2 separate regions of the Homo sapiens genome follow, and region 1 is linked to region 2. A link is a contact called in ENCODE Hi-C data. All regions are on one chromosome and are shown on one strand. Each heading gives the region's core, a stretch centred on a gene start or an enhancer-like site at or near the end of the contact. The rest is flanking DNA. Distances are from core to core; before and after follow the strand shown. Region 1 has its middle 91 kb from the start of CCDC83. Region 2 overlaps ME3 (malic enzyme 3).

The links. A loop is a pair of places that touch in the nucleus more often than their neighbours do. Pooled maps may share reads with other maps.
Region 1: a loop to region 2 is called in a pooled map, with 2.9 times the contacts of the local background. The contact joins two enhancer-like sites. A Hi-C loop is called at or near these places in 1 of 37 single-sample maps with no recorded cell type and 11 of 50 pooled maps.

What each region holds. Positions count from the first base shown.
Region 1 is chr11:85,943,076-85,949,699 of GRCh38, forward strand. No RefSeq gene overlaps it. Among named protein-coding and RNA genes, the nearest start is that of CCDC83, 91 kb to the left of the region's middle. RefSeq lists an enhancer at 4,971-5,020. Within about 2 kb of position 5,001, at least 6 of the 41 ENCODE cell types and tissues checked have a DNase peak (open chromatin) inside an H3K27ac peak, as active enhancers do.
Region 2 is chr11:86,435,401-86,442,143 of GRCh38, forward strand. It overlaps ME3 (malic enzyme 3), which reads right to left. Exons shown (of 15, transcript NM_001161586.3): 15 at 5,708-6,040. The coding sequence ends at 5,879. Among named protein-coding and RNA genes, the nearest start is that of CCDC81, 64 kb to the left of the region's middle. RefSeq lists an enhancer at 6,608-6,743. Within about 2 kb of position 5,096, at least 4 of the 41 ENCODE cell types and tissues checked have a DNase peak (open chromatin) inside an H3K27ac peak, as active enhancers do.

The DNA.
Region 1 (6,624 bases), core at 3,751-6,250, 490 kb before region 2:
AGCTGAGCTCTGGTATTCATTGATAGGGAAGGAGTTAATAGCTGCATATGCCACCCTTCAGGCTTGTGAGAGTGTGATGGGACAAACAACAGTAGTCATGCCTGTAGATGACTTACCCAATAGTGGGGTGGGTACCTTCACGGGTAATGACCCTCCGGACTGGGATGGCACAGACATCTACCTTAGCAAAGTGGGGAGCCTAGTCAAAACAGCAGAGTACCCTGAGTAAAAGCCCCTTATCAGCAGAATTACAAGAAGTCTTGGGACCTGTAGTCCTGATGCAAGATAAGGCCATGGGTCAACCTGAGGCACCCTTAAACCCTGAGCCATTACCATTTAAAGAGGGGCAGGCACCTCTTCCATTCCCAGTGGAGCATGGTATAAAGATGGGTCCAGCCAGGGTGTTACTGCTGCCTGGACTGCTGTTGCGGTCCAGCCTAGTATTGATACCATATGGTTTGATACTGGAGGTGGACAAAGTCAGTGAGCTGAACTCGGGGCAGTATGGATGGTGATCACCAAGAAGGAGACACCTATGGTAATCTGCCCCAGTAGCTGGGCAGTTTACTGAGGCCTGACCTTGTGGTTAACTACCTGGAAGTTACACGATTGGCTAGTTGGTCACTGGCCCATTTGGGGCCAGGCCATGTGGCAAGACCTATGGAAAGAAGGATGACCTCCTCTGACCAGGTATGGGGACCAACAGTAACCTGTGGTTGCCTGCCCTAATGCCCCTAAAGGCAGGGGAACAAAAAACCTGGCTTTGAACATGGACCCTTCAAGTCCCCCATTGCCAATGGTTGGCTATGGTAGCCCTCTGGGGGGAGGGCCTACAGTATGATTTACATGTCACTCCTTGGGTATTCAATATATGGCTTCCATGATTGACCGTTCGTAGGGGAATGCTCAGGGAAGGAACCCCCCTCCTTGTATTGTCTGTATGGCCTATTGTGAGCTCCCCAGTGACTTTGGCACAAATACAGGACACAAAGAAACCATGGGGAGCTGAGAAGCTGTGGTACCATTGCCCAGGGCAGAAGCCCTTGGCGGCTGCATTGTTATCCAGAGATAAAAGGTTGGCTTGTATTTTGCCTCAGAAGAGTGATTTACCTGTGTGTGCCTGCTTTGTCATTCTGACCATAAGTTGACATGCTCTAACAGCATTGTGGAATGGGCTATGCTGAGATGACCAATGTGTCCAGCTGTTGGATCTGCACCACCCTTCCCGTAGCAGCTGCAGATGACTTGCCCTGGCACATACATCCAGCTTCTGCAGAAAACCAGACATGGTTAGAGACTTGGGGTCCCATGGCCAATGTTTGTAACATGACACAGCAAGCTTTGGCTAGGGAGTGCTATAAGACCCATGGCATTCCCACCCCCTGGCTGACCTGTAGCATCTATGATGGATGGGGCTGGTTAGTGGGGGTTAGCCCCCACCACAGGTACCATGATGTATAGAGCAGCTTTGGGTAATGCCACCATGGGGTGGTTACCCGCCATAGCCTGCACAAATATAATATATGTCACCACACCAAAGGTGCGGCAGAATAGGCAGCTTCAGCAAGGTCAGGCCCTAGTAGACTTTGTGCCCCCCCTGGGAGTTTATGGGTCTATGGAGACACGGGATGGTTCTTTTTGCCAGTGAACTGTCTGGCTGCTGTACCTGGGGGTGGCCTTTTGTGCCTGCCACTGATATTCCCACATTGCCTAGACACCCACATAACTGGGAAGAGCTACGTTCCTGGTTTTTGGGAGTGCAAAACCAGGTGGCTCTACCCCTTAGTATTAGCCATCCCTAGAGCAGGTGTCATAACTGTAGAAATGCAGGTTGCAGCCCTTGCTGAGCACACTGCTCAAGCCTTGAATTACACCCAAGTTGCCCTCCTTCTGTTGACAGATGAGGTTGATCAAACCAGGAAGGTAGCACTGCAGAACCAGATGGCCCTAGACATATTAACTGCTCCCCAAGGTGGCACCTGTGCTCTTTTGGGAACACAATGTTGTATCTTCATCCCTGGCATCTTTTGGGAACACAAAGTTGTACCTTTATCCGTGACAATCAACAAAACATAACAGCAGCTTTGCAAGGAGTTTCCCAGGAAATCAAGGCAGTTGAAAGCCTTACTGATGACCCCCAACAAACATGGTGGGCATCCCTGGGCTCTGGCCTATGCTGGACTCTTAATAATTATGGGTAGCATAGTGAGAATATTAATAGTGAGTTGAGTGAGTTGTTGCTCTCTGTATTGCTGCTGTGGCCTCTGGGTCCAGGGTTCTGCCCTGTGGGCACATCTCCCCACTAGGAGAACTCCCTCAGCCTAGGGGGTGGAGTATAAGGAAAATGGCTATGCTTCAGTCAGGAGTAGGCCAAGGCAGACATCCAGTACAGCACGACACAGCAGGTTTGGAGTGCAGGCACAAAATCTTGTGCACTATGTAATCACACTTATGTAGTCATTTAATGTAACCTGTTTGTGTGAGCCCATATGTGGCTTTAAGCCACTGTTGTCTGTGAGAAATATAATGGCACTGCTGACTCTGTAGGAGAGGGGGAGAGAATAAAGCCATGTCCCAACTGCCTATGGTCCCTCGAGTGTTCTTTCAGCTACCCACCACCCATCCACCAGCTCCCCTCAGACCTCAGCTCAGGTTGGAACCTGACAGACTAAAAAAGTCTTGTTTGCTGCCAAGAAGATGTCAGAGTTGAGAAGGCATCATTTGGAAAGGGAAGGGGAAAGAATGTCTGTATTAGTTCATTTGCATTGTTATAAAGGGATACCTGAGGCTGGGTAATTTATTTTAAAAAAGAGGTTTCATTGGCTCACAGTTCTGCAGGCTCTACAGGAAGTGTGATGCAAGCATCTGCTCTAGGCAAGGGTTGCAGGAAGTTTACACTCATGGTGGAAGGTGAAGGGGGACAGGTTTATCACATGGCAAGAGCAGAAGTGAGAGACAGAAGGGAGATGTTCCAGACTGTCTTAAACAACCAGATCTCATGTGACCTGAGCAAGAACTCACTTATCACCAAGGGGATGGTGTTAAACCATTCATGAGGCATTTGCCCTCATGATCCAATCACCTCCCACCAGGCCCTACCTCCAACATTGGAGATTACATTTCAACATGAGATTTGGAGGAGACAAACATTCAAACCATATCAATGTGCTTTCCTTCCATTAGTATCATTTCTTGTGTTTGAGATTTGCAGAATAGCAGTATCTCTAAAATAAATCTGCAGTTTTCTCAACAACTCAAATTCCAAACAGCTTACAATGGTAGCTTTGTTAATGACTACATTGCAAAGCAACTCTCAATAAAGTTGTACCACTGTGAACTTCCTATGGGTGTCACTCATTCAACAAAGCATTTATGGAACCAGTCAGGCACTGTTTGTAAGGTTTTAGGGATGCAAAATCAAACTGCTTCTTTCCTCAAATAGCTCATGGTCCACTAAGAGAGCCTGAGCCATCATTGCTGCTTTCAGTCTTCAGCAATAACAAGGAGGGAAGGAAGCAAGGAAAGTGGGAGAAGACAGGAAAAGCTATTCTAGGTGTGGTGGGTGAGGCTACCATGTGTTTAGCTCACACTGTTTTTAGTACCTTTAGTAATAGGCTTGGAAAAAGCAATTTAAGTAAAAATGAGTTTAGGAGGATTTTTATGTAGGTTTCAGTTCTCAGAATAACAAAGTATTTGAGTTTTGCATGTTGTTATTCAAGATTTGAGGGGCAGGAACAAGGTGGTTGGAGCTTGAGCTTCAGGGTAGTAAGTTGCTTACTTTAGGCCAAAAATTAGCTAGGTTTGAAGAAATTAAGGAGGTGTAAAGAGACAGAGTATGGGAAAACACATTCTGTGGAGTCAGGCTGGCTGCCTTTGCATCTTGGGTGGTCACTTAACCTCTTTAAACCCTGGTTTCCTCAACTATACTTTACAAACCTAATTCCCATACTGCAGTATTATTTAAGGATTAGAAAGTGTGTAACCTACACATAGTAGACATGCAATATATGGCAGTTGAAAAAATTGACATATAACAGGAATCTCTAAAGATTCTCTGGAAGTAGCCAAAGAGTATGGTTGTCTTTGCAATGCATTCACGTAAAGGCACACAGAGCAGAGTCTGTGTCCAATCCGTCACATGGTGTCAGGTGCAAACCAGTATGATGACAGCCGGGCTCTACACACTTTAAGTTTTAATTTGTATAGATATATGATAGTTTTATATGCATATGGGGTAACTACATGCTTATTAATCCAAAGGCTCGCTCTGTCTTTTGCTGAGAGCAAATCAGTCACCGCCCTGGTATAGGGGCATGGTCTTCATCCAGTAGGCTCCAAGGGCCCATCCTGAATCTGCTGATCTACTTGAGGCTGTAGGGACAAGTAGTAAACCTAGTTCCAAAATTCTTATGTGTAGCAGGAGGTGGGGTACAGGCATTTTTGTCTCTTCTCAAGCCATGTAGTCAGACACTAGAACCATTCAGGGAACAGAGAGGCTAGGTTAGTTTTATGGCAACAAAGGGCTGTTTGTTAAAGGACTGATTTCCTTGCTTGTTTTACTAGATGCCAACACAACAGTTCTCTGTATTTTTCTTGGAATAAACTGGCTTTTGTAACAGACACAAGGAAATGCACCCTCGAACAACTGAGGCTTTCTAAATATTAGTGACTTTAACTTGATTAAGTATTTCCATTTCCTATTCCTATGACTTTGTGAGGCTCATGTTCCCAGAAAGCCTTTTTTTTTTTTTTTGTATCGTGACTCTTTAGGTTGGTTATGTTTTAGGTCATTCTGTTCTTATGATCTGAGTAAGTGCTAAAAGCCTTTAAGATACTTTTAAAGAATCTTTAAATAGAAATGTTTTCAGATTTCCAGCACAACAAATGAGTCTTAAAGTAACTGCAGATTCAGATATCCTCACAGATTCTTAGCATAAGGTTTTGTCAGCATTTCCTTCCTCAAGTCCTGTGTCAACTCGCTGACCTCTTGCCTTCTTGGGTTACTGCCATCTTTTTGTATAAAAATATGCTAGCCCTTGCAACATTTTCCTCCTAAGAAGAATGAAAATTAACCACGTGGGATTCCCCTCTCTATGACTACTCTGAATGAGGCCAGCGAGTCACTTTTACCTCAAAGTCCTCAGACACCAAATCAGAGGGATGGTGTACCCTGACCTCCCTTGAGGTTCTAGCACAAGTGTGTAATTAACCTTAGAGCTTTAATGTTCTTCGTTACATCTCATTTTTACATCAGTCATTTTCGCCTAGCCACTTAAAAAGTGTCTTTTTTTACTTTTATGCTATTTATATGGAAATGTCAACGTGAGATATAGCTGGACCTAAAATCTGGTGAGAATGTACATATTTTCAACATGTCTTGTAACATTTACTCAGCACTAGCAGCTTGGATCTGCTTAGTTTTCATTTTTTTAAGCTTTTGATGTTTTTTGTATTTGTTTTCATTGACACATTTCAATTCTAAAACATTATTTTAAAAGATTTCTCAGATCTCAACTTGCAGTATGTGTCATGGGTTTTGAAGTCACAGATCAGAAAAAGCTTCATGAAATTAATTCTTCTAATAAAAATTGTAGGACTGTGGCACTGGTTGCTATTTTGTCTTTAAATATATTCTCCCTATTAGCAATAGTACAAAATATAAGTGAAAAAAATAAACTACTCTCCCCCTTCTTCTATAATCATCTATTTAGCTGTTTTAGTTGGTACACGGTCACTCAAATTAAATACATTTTTTTAGTCTTTAGGCTTTTTTTTAAATAGCCATATGACAAAGTTCTGGCCAATGGAATGTGAACAGAAGTGCAAGAAGTGTGCACAATTTCTGGGTCATCTCTTCTCCTGTCCCCACCCACCTGAATCCTGCTGCTTGGAATGTGGTTATGCTGCTTAGCCGTATTGGATTGTGCACCTGAGAGTAATACCTTAAGGACTGTGCGACACCAAGACACCTAGACCTAAAAGTGGACACTTAACAATCTTGTGGGGCAGAGTAGGCACACATACCAAGTCACACTTCCATGTGTGAGGGAAAAGAAACTATCTTGTTTGAATCATTGTTAGTTTAAGTTTACTGTTATACACAACCAAAACCAATCCTCATACAGAGACTGAATATTTCCCTTATGAGAAGTCAATGGTTTCAATAGTAAAATATTGTCTCTGCCAGGTGTGGTGGCTCATGCCTGTAATCCTAGCACTTTGGGAGGCCATGGTGGGAAGATTGCTTGAGCTCAGGAGTTCGAGACCAGCCTGGGCGATATAGTGAGACCTCCCCTCTACAAAAAGTTAAAAAATTAGCTGGGTGTGGTGGCATACACCTGTAGTCCCAGCTACTTGGGGGCTGAGGTGGGAGAATTGCTTCAGCCTAGAAGTTCAAGGCTGCAGTGAGCCATGATCTTGCCACTGCACTCTGGTCTGGGTGACAGAGCCAGACCTTGTCTCAAAAAAAAAAAAAAAAGAAAAAGAAAAAGAAAAGAAAAGTAGTCTCTAGTCTCTAGGACATTAAATAGGGCTGGGTAAGCAATTTATTCTGTTAAATTTTTTTTTTACAAATTGACATTTTGGGCTGGATGATACGAAGAAAAAATGTTTTAAAAAGGGCTC
Region 2 (6,743 bases), core at 3,846-6,345:
ATTCCAGAGAGGGAGGAGTCCTCCTGAGGTAAGTGGCCATTTTATTTTCTAGGGACATTTACTGATTCTGGACATGGACTAATAAGGATCAAGCTTGGTCTGTGAAGAGGGTCTCTCCTGAGGGAAAGGGAAACCCAGAAAAGCTTTTGGTGGTCACGTGGGGCTGGTGCAACAAATTGGAAAATTAAGAACTTTGGCCAGTTTCTTCTACGTGTTATAAGTTGGGTTCCTCAGGAAATAGACACTGAATCTGAGATTCGCATCCAGAGGATTACTGGGGTGTCTTCTCAGAGAACATCTATGGGGGAGCAAGAGAAACAGGATAGGGCATAAGAAGTTGAATGGTGATACATAGCAGTTGCAACAGTAGCCTCAGCCAGTCTCATAGGGAGCTCTGAGGATGGGATGGCTATTTAGAGATGTTCTCAATTGAGGCTAGGAATCTGGCCTTTGGGCCCTTGAATCAACCAGTCATTGCCTGTAGGCTTCCCTTGGGGATGATGGCATAATCTTGGGTGAAGCATTCACCTTCAGTCGAGGGCAATTCCTAGAGAGCGATGCAGCTGGTGGCCCTCAGCTGACAATGGCATCTGGAGGAATGAGTGTTTCAGACCCAAGGCAGGATCTAGGTGGTGCAACCACAGCATCCACTCTCTTAAATGACACTTGCTGAATACTGGGGCTATGTATGGGAGGCTGGGGAGTTAGAGTGAAGACTTACAAGGCAAGGGAACTCTCCCTTAATCTAATAGTGCTTAGGAGACAAAGTTCTCCACATTCTTACCAACAGATCTTTTTTTTTTATTATAGCCATTCTGGTGAGTGTTGTTATGCCATTGTGGTTTTAATTTTCTTATTACTAATAATGTTAAACATTTTTCATGTGCTTGTTAGCCATTCACCTATCTTTTTGGATAAAATGCTGATTTAAATATTTTTCTCATTTTAAAATTTGAATTGTCATCTTCTTATTAAGTTGAAGTAGTTCTTTATATATTCCGGATCCAGTGTCTTCGTCAGATATATGATTTGCAATTATTTTCTCCCAGTCTGCTGCTTGTCTTTTTCCCTCCCAAAAAAAAGTGTTTCAAAGTGCAAAATTTTAAATTTTGATGAAGTACAATTTATTTCTTTTATGAATCATGCTTTTAAAGTTGTATCTCAGAACTCTCCTCAACCTAAGTCATAAAGATATTCTGCTATATTTTATCTTAGAAATTTTACAGTTTTAGCTCTCACATTTAGGTCTGTGATCCATTTCAGGTTGATTTTTGTTTGGTTTGAGATGTGTAAAGGTTAATTTTTGTGTTTAGTGTGAGGTGTCTAAGTTAACTTTTTTTTGCATGTGGATATTCAATTGTTTCAGCACAATTTGTTCAAAAGACTCTCTTTCCCCCAATGAATTACCTTAGTAATTTTGATTAAATTAGTAAATTTGATTAAAATTGATGATCAATTTGCCATAAAGGTAAAAACTTATTTGTGAACTCTCAGTTCTGCTTCATTTATTTATATGACCACACAGTCCTTTTTTGGTATAAATTTAAGGTGTACAAGTGCAGTTTTGTTACATGGATATGTTGCATAGTGGTGAAGTATGGACTTTTAGTGTAATCATTACCAAAATACTGCACATTATACCCATTAAGTAAATTCTTATCCCTCACTCTTCTTCCACTCTCCCACCCTTCCAGGTCTCCAGTGAGATTCCACATTCTTTGTTCATGTGTACACATTATTTAGTTCCCACTTATGAGAACATATGGCATTTCACTTTCTGAATTATTTCACTTAAGGGCCTCCAGTTCTATTTATGTTGCTGCAAAACACATGATTTTATTCCTTTTATGGCTGAATAGTATTCCATTGCACATATATATTCATTTTCTTATCCATTTTCTTTATCCAGCCATCGACTGATGGAAACTTAGATTAATTTCATGTCTTTGCTATTGGACCACACAGCCTTGATCATTGTATATTTATAGTAGGTTCTTGACATTGAATAGGGCACTTTGTTCTTCTTTATAATTTTTTTGACTCTTTGAGATCCTTTACATTACCATAAACATTTTAGAATCAGCCTGTAAGTTTCCACCAAAAAACCCTACAATGGTTTTGATAGGTATAGTGTTCACTTTATAGATTTGAATATAATTGCAATTTTGACAATATTGAGTCTTCAAATCCATGAACAAAGAATCTCTCTCAATTTATTTAGATCTTTAATTTCTATCAGCAATGTTTTGTAGTTTTTGGTATACTATACTTGCACTTCTAAAATTTATTTCTAAGTATCTTTTCTTTTTGATGCAGTTGTAAATGAAATTGTTTTCTTAATTTTATTTTTAGATCATTTGCTGCCAGCATATAGAAATAATGTTGACCTTGTATTTGGTGACCTTTCAAAACTAATTTATTAGTTCCAGTAGACAGAGAGAGAGAGAGAGGAGAGAGAGAATGAATGAATGAATGAATGTGTATGTGTTCTTTAGTGTTTTTTACATGCAGGATTAGGTCATCTGTGAATCAAGGCAGTATTACTCTTTCTTTCCAATCTTGACACCTTTAGCTTCTCTTTCTTGCTTCATTGCACTGGCTAAACACCCTCCGTGTTGACTAGAAGTGGTAAAAACAACGTCCTTGCCTTGTTCCAGATCTTAGGGAGAAAGTATTCATTCTTTTACCATTAAATATGATGTTATCTTTGGCTCTTTATAGATGTCCTTCGTTAGGTTGAAGATGTTCTTTTCTATTTCTACTTTGTTTAGGGTTTTTTCATAAATGGGCGTTGGTTTTTTTCAAATGCTTTCTTCGTATCTATTGGCATGATCATATGATTTTTTTGTCTTTCATTCTATTAATGTAATTGAACAACCATATTGAACAATTTTTGAATGTTAAAAAACTACGTTTCTGAGGATAAAGCCCACTTGTTTGTTGTATGTAATTTTTAAATTTCATGTTGCTGAATTTGGTTTGCTAATATTTTGTTTAGGATTTTTTCATCTATATTCATGAAGGATATTGGCCTGTACTTTTCTTGTGATATGTTTATCTGGCTTTGATATGGCAATACTAGTATCATAGAATGATTTGGGAAGTGTTCCCTCCCCTATTTTCTGAAAGAGTTTCTGCATAATTGGTGTTATTACTTAAGTATTTGATAAATTCCAACCAATGAAGCCACCTGGACCTGGTTTTTCTTGGGGGAAAGATTTTTTAATTACTAATTTCTTTACTTATTATAGGTATATTGATTTGTGCTCTAATCTTTGCTTGCTTTGAATTTTGTTTGCTTTCCCCCACCCCCATTTTCTTAAGGAGGAAGTTTAAATTATTGACTTGAGACTTTTTTTCTTTCCTTTCTCTCTTTCTTTCTCTTCTGATATAGGAATTTGCATTAGTCAGGGTACTCCAGAGAAACAGAACCAATAAGATCTTTCTCTCTCTCTCTCTGTTGATTTATTATAAGGAACTGGCTTGGCTCACATGATTATGGAAGCTGTCAAATTCTAAGATCTACAGGGTGAGTCAGCAAGCTGGAGATCTAGGAGAGATGATGGTATAGTTCCTGTCTAAAGGCAGGAAAAAGCCAATATCCCAGTTAGAAAGGCATCAGGTAGGAGTAAGTCTCTCTTACTCAAGGGAGGGCGAATCCATTTTTTCTATTCAGGCCTTCAACTAATTGGATGAAGGCAATTAGTGGAGGGCAATCTACTTTACTTAGTTTAATGATTTAAATGTTACTCTCATCCAAAGATACCCTCACAGCAACACCCAGAATAACATTTGATCAAATTTCTGGGCACCCTGTGGTGCCGTAAAATTAACCGTGACAACATTTAAAGCTATAAAGTTTCTCTCTAAACACTGCTTTAGCTACATCTTATTAATTTTGATATGATTTTAAAAATTCAGTTCAACATATATAACTTGGCTTGTGATTTCTTCTTTGATCTATGGGTTATTTTGAAATGTACTGTTTTCCAATATTTTGGAATTTCCCATAGTTTTCTGTTTATTGATTTCTAATTTAGTTATTAATTCTGTTACTCTATAGAGCCAATTGCATTTGAATTCCAAGGATGAATGCCGTTTCCAGGCAGAAAGCTAGAGTGAACTAAAATTTAATCAGTAAAGAGAAAAAAAGGGAAGGGAAGGACTTCCCAGAAGGAGAGACCAAGCATGGATAGTATCAGCACAGGCTTGAAAGCACATGTGCTTAGGGCTGGCAAGATGTTCAGTGTGGCTGGAACAAAGGAAGTGTAATTTGTGTCTTCTTTGTTTTTGTCTTGGTTAGTATAGCTAAAGTTTGTTAATTTATTTGATCTTTTCAAAGAACCTATTTTGCTTTCATTTGTTTTCTCTACTATTGTTTTTCTTTTCTACTATATTGATTATAAAGGATATGTAGCAGCGATACAGAGGAAATTGTGGGACATGATGTAAAAAGGTAGTGTCAAAAACTCCATGGTGTTCAGATTCCAGCTTCACTCTTCAAACTCTCTTCTGAATAGTTTTTCATTCTCTATGATCCCAAGGATCATAGAGGAGGGATGTTTTCTCAGGATATTCTTGGCTGAGCACCAGCACCAAGGAAGCAGTTCTTGGAAGAATAAGACCTGAGCAAGAAGTGAGTGGTATCTCTGCTAATTACTCTTCTAGAAGTCTAATAGTCCATCTAGCCTGTCCTTGAGAGTTGGTCATATAGGACCTATTCGTTGCTGGCAGTGGAGATCCTGAGGCTGAGGTAGCAGCAGGAGTAGGACCCTAAGCATGATTTATTGATTCCTTGATTATACAATGAAATTAGAGGCAGGAAGCTGCCATCTCCACATGTCTTAACATCTTAGCAGTATCTAATTTCAGGGGGCTGCAAGCTCTCTCCTGCCCCCACCCCTATGATATGGGCTCTGCTGAACATGAGAGAGATGAAGGCTAGCACTGAACTTGGTCTAAGAAACACCCAGGATGGACTGATATTACTCACTAAGAAAACTGCTTTGTGTTGCTCAACTACTTCAGAGAGTGAAGGATGGAAGCCAGAGTGTGTTCCAGAGCCAGGAAAATGAAATCAAGTCTTCCCTAGATCTCCCTATGGTGCTGTTCCTCTCACTGCCTCTCTTCCTCCTCACTGCTTGGCAGGCTGACCCTCCCCACCCACATTTCTCTGGTTTTCCTTTTAGAAAAAAGAATGTCTAAGACTCAACAACCCACAGGGCAGTGACCTGAATAGTTAGCGAGCTGCCGTTAGCCACTCAGCCTTCACACACTGCCGAGACTTGAAGGGTGTGTATGGCTGACATGGACTAAACTCCCTGATGGGTGGGCTGTGCTTTCTGGCTAGTGGCTGTGCTCACATTCTTCATCTCCCCATGACTCCCACCCATCTTTTCCTCTTGGGACTCAGTGTAAACACTGCTCTCCCTGAAGCCTTCTCTTACATTTCCATAGGAAGTATCCTCTCCCTTTTCTGACTGCCCTCAGTTTTTATCTGTTCTTTCATGAACTTACCACTTTCTCCCTTATGGCAAAATGAATTGTGTCCAATCTCCTCCACTAGATCCCGAGCTCTGTAAAGGCAGGATTCTAGATGAGATTCTGCATTTCCCACAAGGCCTGGCCAGTAGTTGGTGATTAATGGTTGAAGAAATGCTTAGGAAGGAACTCAGAGGAGGGTTCAGAAAAGTGAACTCCCAGGGCCTTCAGAGACAAGGCTTTTATTCACTGTATGCCTTGGCATCTCCTCTCACACCAGAAAGTTTAAAAGAAAAAACACAGCGACAAGGATTCACTTGGGCCATTTTGGAACCCATTTATATTGTGGGTGTTACTCTGGGCTTCATCTAGCCCCATACTAGCCTCTGAGACTGCCTCAGACCGTCTGAACATTCATGGCTTCCTTGGGCCAAGTGTAGCTGTCCAGTGTAAAGGAGTCATAGTCTGGAGTGTAGACCAGGGATCTTACAAAAGCCTCCTTGTCCTTAGGCTCTGGGTAGTAGGAAGCCAGGTTGTGTTTGTACGCGTAGTCGAGAACCTAGAGAAAAACATGTTTGGCTAAGGAACCGGATCTAAGGGGAAACCTGCTTAAGGATCCTTGCTTGGGAGCATGGGGGAGGGGAATACACCTTAAGGAACCAGACTTGTTTCTTTCATGAGTATGGCTCATGAAACAACTGGATAGGAAGGATTTTAAGCTTTCTTTCTGGACAGGCAGCTTTAACATAGTGGAATAAATACTGAGCCAGGGTCAAGAGGCTTCAGCATAAATTCTGCCTGCTTCCAAAGGCCTGTGGGTCCTCAGAGCTGATATTATCCTTGCTGAGCCTCAGTTTCCTCATCTGTAAAATGGGAGTAAAGAGACCTTTCTCTGGAGCAGTGTTAAGATAAAATTAGACAAGAGGCAAATGTGTCCAGAACCTGATTTTTTTTCCACTTGAATATGGGTTAAATTGGATGAACAGCCTGGACACTGTTCTCTGGGTATTAGATTTGGCTTCACGAGAATGTGAATCTAAATATCGCCCAAAGGAAGAAACTGACGGGGTGAAGCTGGACCCTGAGCTGGACTGTTAATCTTGAGGCTTGATTCTGGATTCTGTACCAGACAACTCATGGGTGTGTGTGCTGTTGTACGATGCATTTTCTGAAATTATTTTTAAAACTTATAGAAAATGTAAAACATGCATACTAATAGAAATAATAGTATGATAAACTGTCATGTATCTATTATCCAGCTT